2 separate regions of the Homo sapiens genome follow, and region 2 is linked to region 1. Evidence: chromatin loops called from intact Hi-C (ENCODE). Cell type or tissue: B cell. All regions are shown on one strand. Links, peaks and the distances in the headings refer to the core of each region. The heading gives the core; the rest is flanking DNA. Region 1 overlaps AGR2 (anterior gradient 2, protein disulphide isomerase family member). Region 2 has its middle 30 kb from the start of AGR3.

Region 1 (8,477 bases), core at 1-5,000:
TACTATTTTTTAGAATATATATAGATGCTGTTATAAATAAAAGATAAAATCAAATGTTTGTTGATAGATTCAAAGAAATTATTTGCCATATGTTTCTGAACCAGCCAGTATTCCAAATGTATAATTATTCTCATGTAAAAGTTCTTGATTTTTTTAACATTACAAAGAAGTCTTTATACAAAGAGGGCTGAGAATTGTTGACTTACAGTGAACACTTAGGTTGTTTTTGCAAAACTCTAGAAGACAAAAGTTATTGGCATTTCCACATCTTTGTAGGTATAGAAAATGAACAAAGTATATCCCTGATTTTTGCTTACATCTTTTCTGAGTAAGACATTTTGTGCTTACATACTATGGATTAGTTAATCATTGGTCAGTTAAATACAAAACATCATTTCGATCTGGTAGCTTAGCAACACTTAAAAAAAAATCAGCTAATGCTTAGCAAAGGTTTCCACTCAAGATATTAGATTATGAAAAACTTCCTGCTTAACAATAGTAATTCCTTGCAGAGTTTATTTGACTTCATTCAAAACCATTCACCAATACTAGAGTTAGGTGCCGGGGTTTCATATTTCCTTTTTAGCACTTTTAGTGTTTGGTTTTATCAGAATCCCAAATCTCCAGCCTTCCATGTTACGGCCCCGTGGACAACCTTAGTGACTTGCTAGAGCAACTCACTTTGCTCCCTCCCTCCCTCCTCACTCACAAAACTTATCTTGCCATGTACTTTCCTTTTCATAGGCTTTAGTTTTTCCTGGGAATCAACTGTGGCATACCAGAAAGAAAAAGTAATTTAACTAAGATATCAGCTAGGCGTGGTGGCTCACTCCTGTAATCCCAGCACTTTCGGAGGCCAAGGCAGGAGGATCACTTGAGGTCAGGAGTTTGAGACCAGCCTGGGCAGCATGACAAAACTCCATCTCTACTAAAAAATACAAAAGCATAGCCAAGTATGCTGGCACGTGCCTGTAGCCCCAGCTCCTTGGGAGGCTGAGGAGGGAGGATCACTTGAACCCAGGAGGTGGAGGTTGCAGTGAGCCACGATTGTGCCACTGTACTCCAGCCTGGGCAACACAGTGAGCCCTTGTCTCCAAAAAAAGTAAATGTAAATTTTCTTAGCTACTAGAGTATGTATATCTATTTTCTCAAAATATATCTCTATTTATCTATTTCTATATAGATATATATATCTATATAGATAACTCTATATCTATAGAGATCTATATCTTTTTGTCTTTATCTATGTGGATCAATAGACAGCTATCCATACTATATACAAACAGTCCCAACTTACAGAAGTTTGACTTAATTTTTTGACTTTATGATGGTGCAAAAGCAATACACATTCAGTAGAAACTGTATTTCAAGTATCCATATAACCATTCTGGTTTTTACTTCCAATAGAGTATTCATAAAAATTACTTGAGATATTTAACACTTTACTATAAAATGGGCTTTGTGTTGGATGGCTTTTCCCAACTTTAGGCTAATGTGAGTGTTCTGAGCACATTTACGGTAGGTTCAGCTGTGGTGTTCAGTGGGTTAGGTGTATTACGGTAGTTCCCCCATTATCTGTGGGGGTTATGGTCCATGACCCTCAGTGGATGCCTGAAACCGCACATTAGTACCAAACACTACATATGCTATGTTTTTTCCTATGCATACATATCTATGATAAAGTTGAAATTATAAATTAAGCACAATAAGAGATTAATAAGAGCTAATAATAAAACAGAACAATTACAACAGTATCTTATAATAAAAGTTAGGTGAATTTGGTCTCTCTCTCAAAATATCTTATTGCACTGTGCTCACTTATTTTGGACGCGGTTGACCGTGGTTAGCTGAAACCGCAGAAAGTAAAACCCTGGGAAAGGAGAGACTACTCTGGATGCATTTTGACTTGCAATATTTTCAGTTTACAATGGGTTTATTGGAACATTACTCAATTGTAAGTCAAAGACCACCTGTATTCTTAGGAAAATCCCATGGAACAGAGCTATTTACGCCAATCTCGTATGTCCAGTCTCAGCAGAGCCTCAGTTTCTGGTATATTCCACCGTTGTGGGGCAACCTGCAGACCCTGAAGACTGCTAGTTCAATTTTGTTTACTGATTTTGGTTGGTTTTCCATACTAGAGTTGCCATGGAGAAAATTCCAGTGTCAGCATTCTTGCTCCTTGTGGCCCTCTCCTACACTCTGGCCAGAGATACCACAGTCAAACCTGGAGCCAAAAAGGACACAAAGGACTCTCGACCCAAACTGCCCCAGACCCTCTCCAGAGGTAGGAGTCAGCTTCTTGTTGGCTTCCAACTGCTACTTAATTGGAAAAGATTTCCTCTCTCTTGGTGCTTAAACCTGGTTCTAACCTGGTGCCAGGTTATTTTTGGTTGTGTTCCTTCTAGACTTATCACTGTTTATAATTATTTCTACTTTCTCCAGGGGTTTTTCTTCTTCTTTAGTATAGGGTCTATTATCCCAGTCTTTACCATTGCTTTTCAACAGCTTTGGGTCTGAATTTATACAAGCTTCAAATATACTGATTCATTTCATTCTAGGTTGGGGTGACCAACTCATCTGGACTCAGACATATGAAGAAGCTCTATATAAATCCAAGACAAGGTAAAGATCAGGATTACTCAGAGCTCCCTCAAAGCTCTCAAGAGCACCACCTAGTGACATCTAGATATATGTGAAATCTTACTCATTAAAATTTGTCTAATCTCTGTCTTTTAAAGCAACAAACCCTTGATGATTATTCATCACTTGGATGAGTGCCCACACAGTCAAGGTAATTTATTCTTCTAAGTATGATTTCCTTTATAGGCTTTTAGCCTTAGGGCCAGGGTTCAGATCACTCATGTTTGTATCTTTAGAACCACAGTTGCATTAAAGAAAGAATATTTTATATAGTAAAAACATATTTAAAAGTGACTTCAAATATCTCCACATTTTGTGATAACCATTGGTACATATTTTGAAAAACTAGTTTTAGGATTCATCTTCAACTTCTTGATTTCTCTTACAGTCCACATTCAATACACCAGCAAATACTGGCTTTATCTTCAAAATATATCCTTAAACCAGCACCAGCTTCACAGGCATGAAGCCTGTGCCATCTCACAGGGCCCCAAGCTTAGAAGGTTCCCAAACTTGGTTTAAACTTGGCTATCATTGTCTTAAAAGTCTTAGTAATTCTTCAACAAGGGGCTCTACCCTTTCATTTTGCACTGGGCCCAAATCCAACCACTTCCTATTGCCTCCATGCTACTGCCCTGGTCCAAGCCCAGATCAGATCTTGTCTAGACTACCATAACAGTCACCTAACTGGCCACCCTACAGCCAGTCCACACAGAAGCCAGAGTGAGGCTGGTAGACATAAATCAGATTCCATCACTCACGTGCTCAAGTGGCTTCTTATCACAGAACTAAATCCAAATTTCTGATCACAACCTATGAGGCTGACATGATCAGGCCAATGGCTATCTCTCCCTTCCTACCACTCTCCTCTTGCTTTCTTCACTCTCTCCAGCCTGGCCTTCGTGCTGTTCCTCCCACAGGTGAGCTCATTCCCACCTCACAGCTAGTGCTTTTGCAGTTCCCCCTGCCCACAGTGGCCTACCCCAAAATGGACCACTCCCTCACTTCAACGTTAGCTCCTCAGGAAGATCTGCCCTGACCACTCACAGTTTTTAAACCCTTTGCTTTGCTTTATTTTTCTTCAAAGTACATATCTCTACCTGAAAGTATCATCTACTTATTTCTTTGTTTATGGTTTGTCTCCCACACAAGTATGTGAGCTCTGTGAAAAAACACATGCTTTTTTTTGTTCACTGCACCATCCCTAGTACAGAACACAGTGCGTAACACATGGCAGCCATTCAATAAATATGAGCTGGAGAAAAAAATGAATTGATGAATGAATGGATGAATGAGTGAATAGAAAGCAGAGGTAGTCAATGCCATAGATATTACTTCACTAATCATTTGCTAAAAGGCCAAAGTAGAATACTGTATTTAAAATGCAATTCAATAAGTAAATAAAATGCAATTTAACTGAAAATTGAACAAAGCTTTTAACCAATGCTAAGATGGATGCTTAATGATTTTTCTTTATATTATAGCTTTAAAGAAAGTGTTTGCTGAAAATAAAGAAATCCAGAAATTGGCAGAGCAGTTTGTCCTCCTCAATCTGGTTGTAAGTTTCCTTTTCATCATTACTAACATTTCTCTATGGCTCATTACTTGAAATGGATGATTCATTTTTCCTATACATCTTAGTTATACTGCATTAACTGGGATTGCTTCCAAATATCCCATCTCATAAATTAGAGAGAAAAAAGATATTTCGTTGTATTAATAATCCATTTGGTGTGTCTGTTTTTATTTAGTAATTAATCATCTTAGTTTGTCTGAAAAATTATCTCCCGTAGTCAGAATTTTTTCTGTTGCTGGAAGGTTTTTGTTACTTGCTGTGCCTGTCCCTCTATAGTCCTGGCTTCTCTACACCCATTCTTAATCCTGGTCATCTCTTGGGAAGAGACAGCTCTCTGGCTTTCCAACTCTAATCATGCCTCTTGTGCTTTAGCTTCATGCATTCCCACCTTACTTCACCACTACCACCCCTCACGGTGCTCAAGCTTTCTGTCTCGGCAAGTTCTTTTTACTGTATACAAATGTTTCATTTTCCTTCTAAAAGCAAGCCAACAAAAAAATGACTCTACCTAATCATATGTCCTTTTGAGCCCTCCGGCCCTTCCTCTTCACAGGTTGGCTTCCTTAAAGACCACTTCGCACCAGTAGTTCTTCCTTGCCTCTCTTCCATGGGCTCTTCCTCTTCCTCTTCCTACTCCTTAATGTGAGTGACATGATGAATCTCTACTTGACCCTTTTCTCTTTCCATATTTTGTATTCAGTGAACAACTCCATCTACAACTGCCTTTAATCAATTCCGACACACTAATAATTCCTACATCTTACCCAAACATGAAACAACTTCCAAATTGTCTATCCAACCATATTCCAGATATCTCATAATCAGCTTAAACTCAGTATGTTCCTCACTGCACATTAATCATCTTGGTTTGCGCTTTTCCAATAGCTCTTCTTTCTCTATTCCCTATTTTACTGAAAGTGGTACTGTGCTAGATTGGACTCTCCTACTTACCTACAGCATGCAATAAGCCCTGTGCTTCTAAATTCCAAGTATTCCTGCTACTAGTCACTTCTCTATAAACTCAGGACCACTATTTTAGTAAGCCTCTTTCACTTTCCCTAGCTTACTGTAATACTGCTAAATGGCTCCTGGTCTACAAGATAAACTCTGTCTAATCCCACATGGCTGTCAGAGAAGTTGCTTTACAGACCAAACTGGGGTCACAGTGCCTCTTCTAACATCCCTCCAGTGGTTCTTAACTATTTCTGAACAAAGGAAAACACTATGGCATGGTGTGCAAAGTCATTCCTAAGCCGGCCCCTGAAGCAGCTCTAGCACCTTCTTTCGCCACTGCCCTCGTGCATCCCCCCAACTCAGTCCTTCCCCAGCACTTGGCCATAGGAGAAAATGCTCCACCTGTCCTCTCCATACTCTTCCCCCTGCATGAAGTGTCTTTCTTTTCCACCTAACTGACTCCTGTTCATTTGTAAAGATTCCTCCTTATCCACTTCAGAAAGTCCTAGTCGGGGTGGAATCTGCATTCTGGGCTAAATGTCTTGCTCAAGGCAATCACCAAACCTGCATATCCTACACCGTAACATTTCACCCACTGCATCCTCAATATTCATTTTCCTACCTGTATCTCTCAATAGAGTGTGCATTCATTAAAGATAAGCACCATGCCTTGCTAAATACAGTTCTAAATAAAAATTGATAAATGGATAAATGAATACTCAAGAAAATCCCGTACTTGTCTCCGTAATTTCTCTAGAAATGACATCTGCTTTTTTCCTTAATAGCCTCTTATTTCATCCCAGATGTCTTCCCCAAACACAGTAACTCCTTCCAAATTCTCCCTTAATTTTTTTGCTCTTTATCACATCCATTCAGCACTTTATCTCATGTTCTGCTCTATCTTATTTATTATTTCATGCTTGTAACTTGTCTCCTCATCTGTACAATAAACTCTGTGTGGAAGAGTTATGATATCTTGAGATGCCTGGCCGGAAATGGACAGATTCTTGTATTAACAAGTTTGAAAACGACTGAAAAGTCAAAGTAAACTAAAAGATGCTTTTCTTTTTATTTTAGTATGAAACAACTGACAAACACCTTTCTCCTGATGGCCAGTATGTCCCCAGGATTATGTTTGTTGGTAAGCGGAAGTGACAGTGAGATAACTCGGAAACACATACTAGTGCTGCCATCCTCCTTCTCTCCTCCCCACTGTCCCTTGCCACGTTGCCATGGCCAATGTCATCACTAAGCTCTAGCAAGGAGCATGACATTCCTTTAAGTTCCGCAACATATTTTCTTTAGAAAATGTGAGCTTTTACCTATTTCCACACAACACTTTCTTTTCTCACATGCTAATTGTAACTTTTCATCTTCTGCTATAATACTTCTGAGAACAAAGCACCCTATTCACTATTTAAACATATTGATAAATTTCCTGAATACGAGAGGCCTGCAAATATTTATTTTTTAATCCAGCAAACTTTCACTTTGTGTGTTAGATTTTTCTGACATTTTTTATCATTATTTTTAAGAAAGTTAGGAATAAGGCTGGGTGGCTCACGCCTGTAATCCTAGCACTTTGGGAGGCCAAGGCCGGCAGATCACTTGAGGTCAGGAGCTCCAAACCAGCCTGGCCAACAAGGTGAAACCCCATCTCTACTAAAAAATACAAAAAAAAAATTAGCCAGGCGTGGTTGCAGGAGCCTGTAATCCCAGCTACCTGGGAGGCTGAGGCACAAGAATTGCTTGAACCCAAGAGGCAGAGGTTGCAGTGAGCCGAGATGGCACCACTGCACTCCAGCCTGGGCAACAGAGCGAGATTCTGTCTCAAAAAAAAAAAAGGAATATGAGGTGGGAAAAAGAAATGAAAGGAGCCACATGCTCCTTCCTGCCACTGGTACTTTTCATATGCTTTCCCCACTTCCTTCTCTGTCCCCCAATTTCACATCATTAACTCCCCAATCATCATTATTCATTGACCGAGTCAAATCCCTACTATGTGCTCTTGTAGTCATACTTTCCTCAGGTATAATTTTGCAGTTTGGGGGTGGTTATGTAATAAATATTTCCCACATTGGACTATAAGCCCCTATGGCAGGGACTGTACCTATTTCTGCTCACCATGATATTCCCAACGTGACCCTGCAGTAGGCTCTCCATCAATATGTGTTTAATTATTGAATGAATGTACTGAGTTTGGCTTTGTTCAAAGTCATACTGATTTAAGGACAATCCATAATGAAATCCATCACTTACAACAATTCATGCTAATCATATGATTCACCTGTGTAATTCATTAAAAGTTTACACTGAATGTACAAAGCAGGGAAAAGAAAAACAAGAAATAGAAAAAAAGGAAGAAGGCTGAACTAAAGCACTAATTTTATAGGTTTAGTTTTGTCAGAATTTAGGACATTTGGAATCCTAACATTAAAAGGGAATTTATAGATGTCTGTTCATACCTTGTACAGGAATTCTTTGTACAGCATCCCTGTGGAAGGGCATTTTAACCCACATTCAATTCCTTCAGTCCTAAGAACCAGCTCCAAGGCAGCTTGCTCTTCTAGCTCCGTAGTAGCCACCCTGACTACATGTTTGAATCACCTGGAGGATTTTAAAGATCAAGTTGCCCAGGCCACACCTCAAACCAATTAAATCAGAATCTCTGGGGGTGGGAGGCAGGCATCCATAGTGTTTACAGCTCTCCAGATGATTCCAATGTGCAGCCAGGTGAGCTGCTAGTTGGGTATTTAAAAAGCCCTTCTTAGGTTAATTTCTTACAAAGATTAGACCGTGTCTTTGTATCCTCTGCACCAAACAGAAGTATAGTTGGTCTTAAATCTGGTGAATAAATGTACATCTGCTTCTTGTAATTTATGTGTCTGGCCTTAGTCCAACATTCTGAAATGACAGATTGCCCACTCCAGTACCAGCGACAGACTTTGCAAACATGCAGATGGTTCTCACATGTCTTCCTTGTCTCATTTTCAGGGCACGTGTCCTAGGTTCTTTCGATTACGTCTCTCAAGGCAAGGTTTCCAGATCTCTCTGTATCCTCACGCTTCCCTTTTGGATGCACCTTAATTTTAAAATACCTCTTTTTCTCATTAATTAGATCACTTCAAGTTAAATACAAAACATGGCAAGATGGATTTAAATTTAGAGGGATATAAGTATACATAAGAGAAGACCAATCTCTACTTTTAAAAATGCAGTTAATTAACAATAAAGTAAAATATAGTGAAGGTACTATATGCTTATTTGAACTTTGCTGTTGTTAAGGACTTGCATTCCTCTATTA
Region 2 (10,748 bases), core at 2,220-7,219, 51 kb before region 1:
CTACCCACTTTAACAAACTCTATAATCCTCGCTGGGTGCAGTGGCATGTGCTACTGGGGAAGCTGAGGCAGGAGGATTACTTTAGCCCAAGGGTTTGTGGCTGCAATGAGCTATGATCAAGTCTATGAATAGCCACTGTACTCTGGCTTGGGCAACATAGTGAGACCACAACGTGTTTAAAAAAAAAAAAAAAACCTTTCTATATTGTAGTTGATATTTCTACCGCACATCTTCTCATAAAATTAATTGTTTGGATTCCATTCCTTCTTAGGTTACCCCTACTTTGGAAATGTAGGACTATGCTTAGTGAATGTGTGTGTGTGTGTGTGTGTATACATATAGGTGTGTGTGTGTGTATGTGTGTGTGTATGTGTATAATTTTACTTCCATTTGTTTTTACCCTTATAACCTCTAAGAAATTATTCCTTCCCTAACACAGCCAACATTTTAAAAAAGTTACCAACATCAACTACCTGAAATAGTATGCACAATTCTATGTGCAAAGCATTTTAATGCAGGCTTTCAGAGTTTTCATTTGCATTTCAAAGAGATAACAGTCAAAAAAGTTGTACATTCAAAAGGGATTAATTAGATAAAGTCCAGCGTTGCCACATAAAGTACAGGACATCCAGTTAAATTTAAATAAGGGATAAACAACATTTTCAAAATATAAGCATATCCTGTTTAATATTTGAAACACACTAAAATGTATTGGTTATTTATGTGATATTTTAAAGTAAACTGGGTGACCTGTATTTTTATTTGCTAATATTGTCAATACTAGTTTAGAATTACTGCACTAGATCCTTCACCTCTTCCTTGTCCTCCTTCCCATTTGTTTTCCTAAAATAGCAACATTTCTATTCAGATCAAGCTCTCAATTTCTGAGATCAAAATAAAACCTAAATTATTTTCTAGCATTTAATCTTTCCCAATTATTCAATGATTAATTTTCACTCTGCCAGATACTAACTTTGATATTGTGGATCCAAAGATAGACTGGATAAAAGAAATTCACAGTCTAGTGGTACGATATATCACTGGTGGGAAATAACTCCTTACTAAATAACCTAATAAAATAATGTGAAATCAGTAGAGAAACAGCTCAACCTTCTAGTAGAACCATCAGGCTTTACACAAGATGCAGTACCCATGAATCCTGAATGAAAGGAGAATGTATTTTACCATCATGGAAAACAACATGATAAAATAGAAAATCAGGTATATTATAGGGGATGAAGAAATTATTGTTCATTGGTATAATCTTACAATACATAAGTATACAAAGTTTTCTTGGTAGGATCTTTCAGACTTTTAGATTAGAGTTAATAAGAGTAGGCCAAGCCTCAGGGAAGCGTACTTTTTAAACCCATTGATTTCATACACACATATAGATTACTTGAGTTTACAAGTAGTACTTCTTAAAAAGCAATTATATGCAATATGTATATTCATGAACCTCCTTACTGAGTAAAGAAAGATAAGCATTCTTTTCTTCTTTTAAAATTTGTTTTTTGCGCAACATCTGCCTTTTTCGCTAAATGGAAAGTCCTTGGGAGCAGAAAGTCCCTGTCCCCAGCCCCCTTCTCTTTCACACACCCATGCCCACACACAATCTGACAAAATAAGTTGTGTGAGTGTTAGGAGGGCGACAGAATTGTGGAGAGCACCCACAATAGGAGGCCATTAAACACTTGGCTCCCCTGGTATTAGCAGTGATTCAGTTTCTGAACATCTTTTCTGGAATGAATTCACTTTTCTGGAATGAATTCTAGAAGTTTAGTGATTACTGAAACTTCTAGAAGTATATCATAGTTACTTTCCAGGATAGGATACAGTAACAGGTTGAATTGTGTCCCTTTCACAAAAAAAAATTATAGGTTGAAGTCCTATCCCTCAGTATCTCAGAATGGAGGTATTTCCTATTTGGAAATAAGGTCATTAAAAATGGGAATAAGTTTTAGTGTCCTATAGTACTGTAGGATGACTATAGTAACCAACAATATACAGTTTCAAATAGCTAGAAGATATTGAACGTTCCCAATACAAGGAATGATAAATGTTTGGGATGATCGATATGTGAATTACCCTGATCTAATCACTATACATTATATGTGTCATAACATTATGTACCCCATAGACATGTATGATTATTATGTGTCAATTAAATTTTCTAAAGGAAAATGTTATTAGATGAGGTCATACTGGAGTAGAATGGGCCCCTAACCCAATATGACTGGGTTCCTTATATAAAGAAGAAATTTGGATACAGAGACATGCATACAGAAGGAATGCCATGTGAGCAGGAAGCAGAGTGTGATCGTGCAGCAGAAGCCAAGGAATGCTCAAGGTTGTCAGCAAACACACTGGATGACAGGCACGGAAAAGATTCTCCTTCACAGCCCTCGGAAGGAACCAACCCTGCCAACACCTTGATCTCAGATCTCTACCCTCCAGATCTGTGAGACAATAAATTGACTGTTTAAGCCACTCAATGTGTGGTGCTTTTTATGACAGCTCTAGCAAACCAATACAGATGCTTTTTCCTTGCCTCTCCAATTTACATGATTTCCATGATGGGTGGGGAAACACCAAAACTTCCTATCACACACTTCAAAAGGAGCTATGCTAGAATGGAAGAATCATTTCTCACAATAAGTTTGTCAGGTTTTTGTTCTATCCTCCAAACAAACTTCTGCCCTATTAAGTATTATTTCTGTACCAAAGAGTTTTATTAAGTTAATCAAGTCTAAGAAATACCTAAAGTCAATGCTGTAGTTTTAATCCAAAAGCAACAGTCATTCTCAGAGAAAGAGCTCATTACCATCAGCCGTGGTGGCCCACGCCTGTAATCCCACCACTTTGGGAGGCTGAGGCGGGTGGATTACTTGACGTCAGGAGTTTGAGACTAGCCTGGCCAACATGGCAAAACCCCATCTCTACTAAAAATACAAAAAAAAATTAGCCAGTCGTGGTGGCATGCACCTGTAGTCCCAGCTACTTGGGAGGCTGAGGCATGAGAATCGTTTGAACGAGAGGCAGAGCTTGCAGAGTGCTGAGATCACCATACTGCACTCCAGCCTGGGCAACAGAGCAAAACTCCATCTCAAAAAACAAAGAGCTAATTACTATATTTGGTATTTTTGTTTTTATTAAAGCCAACATATATTGAACCTTTTCTATTGTCCAGTCACTGTGCTGAGGTCTTTGCATGGATTATCTGATTAATATCTTACTATCAATGTGAAATATTGTTATACTCACTTTACTAAGGAGTTAGCTATGGACTGAAGATTTTCAATAACTTGGTAAAAAGGTTGCACAGCTAATGAGTGGAGCCAGGGCTCAAACCCAGCAAGTCTGGCTCCTGAGTTAATACTATTCTGCTTTATTTTACATACTGTGAAAACTAGAAGACAATCAAAATTGACACTGTACAATTGTTACCAACGGGTCTTTGTTCTTAGAGCTCCCAAGATGGGGTGGGCTGCTCCCAAGATGGCGGCAAGCCTTTTGTTCTTTGATCTGGGGTTCTTGGCCTCATGGATTCCAAGGAATAGAACCTTGGCCCCTGCAGTGAGTGTTATAGCTCTATTAGAAGCCATGGGTCACGGAAGAGAACCATGGAACCCAGTGACCAGTGTTCAGCTCAATTAGGACGAACCCAGGCACTTAGCTACTCAGGACAATGGCGAACCTCTAGCCGGATCAGAAGTGGCAATGGGTGCCTTGCTGGAGCAGAAGCGCAGCGGACACCCTGCTGGATCTGGAGAGGTGAAAGTCAATGGCAGGTCTGGGGCAGCGGCGTTCAACAGTGGTGGACTCTGAGTGAAAGCTCAGTTCGAGCCGGAACAAACACTGACCAGAAGAGTGTGCAGTTGCAAGATTTAATAGAGTGAAAACAGAGCTCCCATACAATGGGAGGGGACCCAAAGGGGGTTGCCACTCCCTGATCGAATGTCTGGGTTTATATCCTGATCACTGTCCCTCCCCCTGTGCTCTCAGGTGATAGATGATTTGATTATTTCTTTACCTCCTGCTTTTAGCCTAATTGGTATTTTAATGAGCTTTCTTTTTACTACCTGATTGGTCAGATGTGAGCTGAGTTACAAGCCCTGTGATTAAAGGTGGGTGCAGTCACCTTCCCCAGCTAGGTTTAGGAATTCTTAGTCGGCCTAGGAAATCCAGCTAGTCCTATCTCTCACAATGACTGAAAACCCTTAGAGTATATCCTTTATTAAAGAAAGGCAGTTAACATCGATTTTAATTATGTTTTATAGCAAAATCGTAGGCAATCCTTCTTTCCCCAGCCCCGAGTTTCCACTCTGCTGCCCAACAAACCAAAGGGCAAGGTTCTGTCAGTTTTTGGTGGATCAGTGTAGCTGTGATGTTCAAACTGAGAGACTTGGGGGCCAGGAGGGGAGGGACAAGGTAGTATTGTTTTAATATCACGTACACATGCACCCTCATTTAAAAATCCCTGATCTAAATGCCCCAGTGTTCTTACTCTATAATGCTATGCAATGTTACCCATAAAAAAATTTTTAAGAAGACAGGTGATCTTTGGTGGCACTCTTAACTTTCTTTCAGACCTCTTCCCTAGTCATTCCTTGCCCTCTTAACATCACTCACTACTCAACTCCCTCCCCTCCACACTTGCTCTAGGTAAACTCTTACTTTGGGATCTTTTGCTCTCCTCAGTCTCTTTTGCTTTTCCTCAAGCCTCCTGCCCACCACCCCCCACCGCCCCAATATCTTTCAAAACCTTATCTGCCCTTTGTCTAGATTCCCCTTAGAAATCATTCATGATTAAAGTAGCAAATATCTTCTGTAAGGTATTTGCAATTAACAGTATTCCCACCTGTATTTCCATATTTAACAGTGGAAAGCTGAGGAAATCAAAACTTCAGAAGTTCCAGGCCCCAACAGTAAGTGATGAAAGAGAGTATGTGAGGCGTTCAAGTACCTCTATGATACAGTTTGGCTCTGTGTCCCACCCAAATCTCATGTGGAATTGTAATCCCCACTTGTTGAAGGAGGAGCCTTGTAGGAGGTTATTGGATTATGGGGGCTCAGATTTCCCCCATGCTGTTCTCCAGATAGTGAGCTCTCACCAGATCTGATGGTTTAAAAGTGTGTGCCACTTCCCCTTTCACTCACTGTGCCACCATGTGAAAAAAAGGTGCCTGCTTCCCCTTTGCCTTCTGGCATGATTGTCAGTTTCCTGAGGCCTCCCAGTCATGCTTCCTGATAAGCCTGTGGAACTGTGAGTCAATTAAACTTCTTTTCTTCATAAATTACCCAGTCTCAGGTAGTTCTTTATAGCAGTGTGAAAACGGACTAGTACGCTCTAAAATCACTTCTATCTACCAAAACCTGGATATTGTACCATATTGAGGTCATACTCTTCTGATTTTATTACCTGTATGGAACACTTAAGAATCTTACTAATCCTAATGACAGAACTCTGCTAGCAAAAAAAAAAAAAAAAAAAAATCGTAAGAATTTATGATAAAGACCCCAAAAGCAAATACGATAAAATTAAAAATGAGACTTAAAGATCTCTGCAAAACAAAAGAAATTATCAACAGATTTGAAAACAACCTACAGAATGGGAGAAAATATTTGTGCACTATGTGTCCAACAAAGGACTGAGATACACGATCTACAAGGAACTTAAGCAAATCAACAAGAAAAAAACAAAGGGCGGTCGCCGCTGTAACCGCTTCTACCCCGCCATGCAGGGCACGGCGACACACAGGCCCCTGCAGGAGGCAGCTGCCCACATGGGGAGCTGTGCCCACCTGAGCACGGCAGCCGCGCCTTCTGCCACCACAGACCCGACCGCCTAGGTTCCTTCGGGGCTGGGATTTGCTTTAAGATGTGCCCCAGCAGGAGGCTCTGTGGGGAGAGCCGCGGAAGCCGGTGAGGACGCTTGAGTGGAGCCCGTGCCCTCCGCAGCCGCAGACCCCACTCAGGGCGCGAGGCTGAAGCCACTGGGATTTGACGTTGGAGGTGCGCGCCCGCAAGGGTCATCTGAGGACCTTTCCCGCCCCTCAGGGCCAGCCCTGCTGCCACCTCCCCCGAAACCCCCCAGCCCCCCACGCCGCTTCCTCGTTCTCCATATCTAGGGCCTTATTCTCTCTCTGAGCAGACCCGGCAGCCTCCCTCCCATCTCCAGCTGCCTCCCGCCTCATCAGCACCCCGACTCCTCCCTCAGTGGGGGCACCAGGCTGGAGGGGAGGGATCCCCGTTCCCCGACCCCTCAGCGTGCCCCTGGATCCCCCGCAGTGGCCTAGGTGAGTGCGGCCCTTCAGCAGGATCAGCTCCGAAGTCGTCAGGGCCAGCAATGCCTGACTGTGCGCTTAGCCCTGGAAGAAGAAAACACTAACAGAAAGGAGAAGTGCCACAGCTTTTAGCCCAGATAAAGTCCTGCAAAAACTTTAACCCAGGGAAAGTCCTTCCACTAGCATCACACATGTGCAATTCTGTCATCATTTGTGTGCTCCAATAGGACTCTGCGGATTGACAGCCAGGTAGAACTCGGAAGAGGCCTGCACAGACAGGAGGAGCAGCTTTTCCTATTCAATGATCTGTTAGGTGTGGCCAAACTCAAATACAACATAACTGTAAGATACAAAATAAAATTAGATTAACTGGTATATGGACAGCAAGCTGTCTGGATGAAGTGGCAGAAGGCAACACCAATTCCATGAAATCCTTGGCTCTGGGCTGACTCACAGTGAACTTTGTGGCCACTTTCAGTTCTCCAGATCAGAAGGACAAATAGCTCTCTCTCCTTCAGAGATACATCAATCTAGAGAAAGAGAAGGACGACCCAAAGGGCATTTCCCTCAAAATCTCCACCAAGGACATTGAGAATTATGCCTATTCTAAAACTATAACAGTAATGGATTCACATACAGAAAATGAAGATATCAACATATCATTACCAATGCTAAGGATAGCTGGCCCTGAGAGAGGTTACAAGTTATGGGTCAATTCTGGCAAAGAAGAGGCTTCATGCCTACTCACGGGGCATGAAGATCTATATGGAATTAAAATGAGCCACCTTCGAGACACTGCACTGCTAACACCAGAACCAAAGGACTCTACCACCCTTTTCAACCAACAAGCACCCTTCTTCACAGACCAGCTCTTGGCCTGTGGAGGATGTGGCCAGCCCAGACTCAGGGCCTACAGTGACCTGTAGTCCCAGCTACTCAGGAGGCTGAGGAACGAGAATCGCTTGAACCCGGGAGGCGGGGTTTGCTGTGAGCCGAGATCACACCGCTGCATTCCAGCCCGGGCTGCAGAGCAAGACTCTGTCTCAAATAAATAAATAAATAAATAAATAAATATGTATTTTTTTGTACATGCAGAAACTAGAAGCTACTGCTAACTTTTAAAATTCTTTGGTTTTCAAGGCACTGATAATGTATGTGTATGAAGTCCATGCTGCCTGTTAAATAAAATGCCTTTTGCAGAATTAACCATCACACCAGAAAGAAAAAAAAAAAACTCCATTACAAAGTGGGCAAAGGACATGAACAGAACAAACACTTCTCAAAAGAAGACATACAAGCGGCCAGCAAAAATATGAAAAAATATTCAATATCACGAATCATAAGAGAGATGCAAGTCATAACCACAATGAGATACCATCTCACACCAGTCAGAATGGCTATTTTTAAAAAGTCAAAAAATAACAGATGTGGCTGAAGCTTTGGAAAAAAGGGACAGTTTATACACTGTTGGTGGGAACGCAAATGACTTCAGCTACTGTGGAAAGCAGTTTGGAGATTTCTTAAAGAACTAAAAATGGAATTACCTTGTGACCCAGCAAATCCTATTACTGGGTATATACCCATAGGAGAATAAATCTACTACCAAAAAGACATCTGCACTCATATGTTCATCACAGCACTATTCACAATAGCAAAGACATGGAATCAATCCAGGTGCTCATTAACAGTGGATTGAGTAAAGAAAATGTGGTACATACACACCATAGAATACTACACAACCATAAAAAAGAACAAATCATGTCCTTTGTAGCAACATAGATGCAACTAGAGTCTGTCATCCTGAGCAAATTTATACAGAAACAGAAAACCAAATATTGCGTGTTCTCACTTATAAGTGGGAGCTAAATATTGGGTACACATGGATTTAAAGATGGGAACAATAGATGCTGAGGACTCCAAAAGGTAAGAGAGGCAAGGATTGAAAAACTGTCTATGGGGTACTACGTTTGCTACTTGAATGATGGGATCATTAAAAGCCCAAACCTCTGCATCATGCAACGTTACCCATGTAGCAAATCTGCACATGTACCCCCTGAATCTAAAATAATAAAAAATTGCAGACTAAAGCACTATACCTCAAACGAACAGGTTTTGCTTGATTTGCTTTCATACCTAGATTCGGCAAATAACATGTAGAAATTTGTCTAAATCACCCAGGAGTCTTAGACAACCAACTTTCAAAATCTAAAATACGATAACTAGTGGATTTCTTGCCTTCATTTTGTATTAGGGTTTTCCCAAAGAATAAACTCAGAGGCAAGCCCTTCAGGGGAACGCTTGATGTGTTATGGTGAATCTGAAACTTTTGTCCTCTAAAGAGCCTTTTTTTTTTTTTTTTTTTTTAGAGACAAGGTCTCACTGTCACCCAGACTGTAGTGCAGTGGCACAATCACAGTTCACTGCAGCCTCGACCTCTCAGGCTCAAGCCATCCTCCCACCTCAGCCTCCCTAGTAGCTGGGACCACAGGTGCATAGCCCGATGCCTAGACAATTTTTTATATTTTTGTAAAGACAGGGTCTCGCTATGTTGCCCAGGCTGGTCTCAAACTCCTGGGCTCAAGTCATCCTCCCGCCCCTGCCTCCCAAAGTGCTAGGATTACAGGCATGAGCCACCATGCCCAGCCAGGAGGGCTTCTTTTAAAAGCGATAATAGCTACTTCAGAGAACAAGCCCCCACTACAAATTCATTTTCCAGATTCTATAAGCTTCCTGTTGAGTGGCAAGAACAAATATTTCAGGGAGAATTCTAAGGTATAGTATCAGTCGAATGTCTGTCAGTTTAAAATGGGGACTTACGGTCATTTAAAAGATAAACTAGCATGAGGATGGCTTGAGACCGGGGGAGCAGAGGTTGCAGTGAGCCGAGATCACGCCACTGCACTCCAGCCTGGGAGACAAAGTGAGGGTCCATCTCAAAAAATAAATTAAATAAATCAATAAAAAGTAAAAGATAAACTACTATGAGCAGAGTGTCTTTTTTTCTACCCTGCTTTCAGTACTTGCTAGGAGTAAGGTGATGAAGATCCCTTTCTTGCTCAGTTAATGTGACAGCAGTCATGCCTGCTGACATAACCGCGGAATGCCAAATGACCTATTCATTCATTTCATTCCTTGCACTAGAACATCAGAGCAGAGAATCCACAAATGCACCCACATATCCAAAGCTGATGGCATTTTGGCCTCTTTCTGCCCCCATTACTGTGAAAAGATTTCTCCAAGGGAACCTGAAAGTAATCTTTGTGGGTTGCAGCAAACGTACACACCCTTTTGGAATTTTATCAGGCAATCTTAGCACAGGGCAGCTCAAACAAAGCAGGGCCCCACAGCGTCAGTGGCCTTCACTTAAGCACTAGAGGAACACAATACCAGCCTGTAACCGTCTCCTTACAGGTGGGTGTTGGCTCATTTTAAGCAGATGGTGGATTTATGATTCTAATGTGCCGTATATTGCTCAATGGACAAATATTTGCACTGGACCAGAATAAATAAAAAAAAATTCTTCAGCTTAGCTTCCAAAGAATATCAGAAGTTTTAGGACACCTCAGCATTTGAACATTATAGGAAGTGAGTGAATAAGCCGCGACTCCTATCTTTCCTTTTTCTTCTGCTTCAAACCTGCCCTGAAAAATGAAAGAAAATGTTTGGAAGGCACAAGCATAGTGAGTTATATTCAGGAACTGCTATGTTTCTCCCATTGAGAGAACTCTTAAAAATGTACAGTATAAGCATATTTTAGCTCTAACAAAAAGATTCAAGTTAAATTTCCAACTGGAACCAGAAAATGGAGCCTATCTACTTTCCTTCCTCTAGTAATTTCTGTTGTTTCTTTCCATAGTATGACAGGGGTCATTTTTTTCCCCCAGGTGTGAATGTACTCATGAAGAAATCTGAGTAATGCTCAACAGGTTTAACAAAACATTAGTTTCACATTACACCTTTAGGGCAAGGGTATCTGCTCTGTCTCTTCTTTATGGGCTTTTTCTTTTTGTTTTTCATATACTTGTCGAAGAGCTGGATATTTTTATTTGATCTTGTTTCCCTGCAGAACTTGAAAGGGCTGCACCACTGCCGAGCTATGGGACAGATGGATTTCAACAGAGTGATGACATTATGGGAAGCACATTAACCTTCTCCAAAGCAGCAACAAAAGAAAAGCAAGATTCAATCACTGGAATGAAAAACTATTTCACAAATTCAGTGAATGTTTTAAGTCCTCTAAAATTTGGCATTTTGACTTTTGGAATTAATGAGTAGGAAAATTTATTTAAAATGAATATTCCCCCAAAAAGAGAAGCCATTTGAACCCTAAACTCTCTCATCCAACAGAGCTAGCAAATTAGATTTAAGAAGAAAGATAATTTGATTCCTCTGAGTTTCTCTACAAGGAAACATCAATCAGAGTGAAAGAAGAATACACACTTTCCAAGGAACTTCTTGCAT

Evidence for each region. Peaks named below come from ENCODE experiments on the same cell type or tissue, not always from the same donor. Only the 100,000 strongest peaks of a DNase experiment are listed, where the experiment ranks them.
Region 2: a loop joins it to region 1, with 7 times the contacts of the local background. A loop is called at or near these places in 8 of 110 quality-filtered maps.

What each region holds. Positions count from the first base shown.
Region 1 is chr7:16,795,468-16,803,944 of GRCh38, reverse strand. It overlaps AGR2 (anterior gradient 2, protein disulphide isomerase family member), which reads left to right. Exons shown (of 8, transcript NM_006408.4): 2 at 2,142-2,287; 3 at 2,562-2,625; 4 at 2,742-2,794; 5 at 4,128-4,201; 6 at 6,251-6,314. The coding sequence starts at 2,149. Among named protein-coding and RNA genes, the nearest start is that of AGR2, 5.3 kb to the left of the region's middle. In B cell, for the core only: a CTCF peak has its summit at 2,666 (motif pointing left); a DNase peak (open chromatin) is centred at 2,674.
Region 2 is chr7:16,846,423-16,857,170 of GRCh38, reverse strand. It overlaps the pseudogene LOC100287613 and a transcript of AGR3 not described here. Among named protein-coding and RNA genes, the nearest start is that of AGR3, 30 kb to the left of the region's middle. In B cell, for the core only: no CTCF peak of the experiment used is centred there; DNase peaks (open chromatin) are centred at 5,160 and 5,790; H3K4me3 peaks cover 262 bases.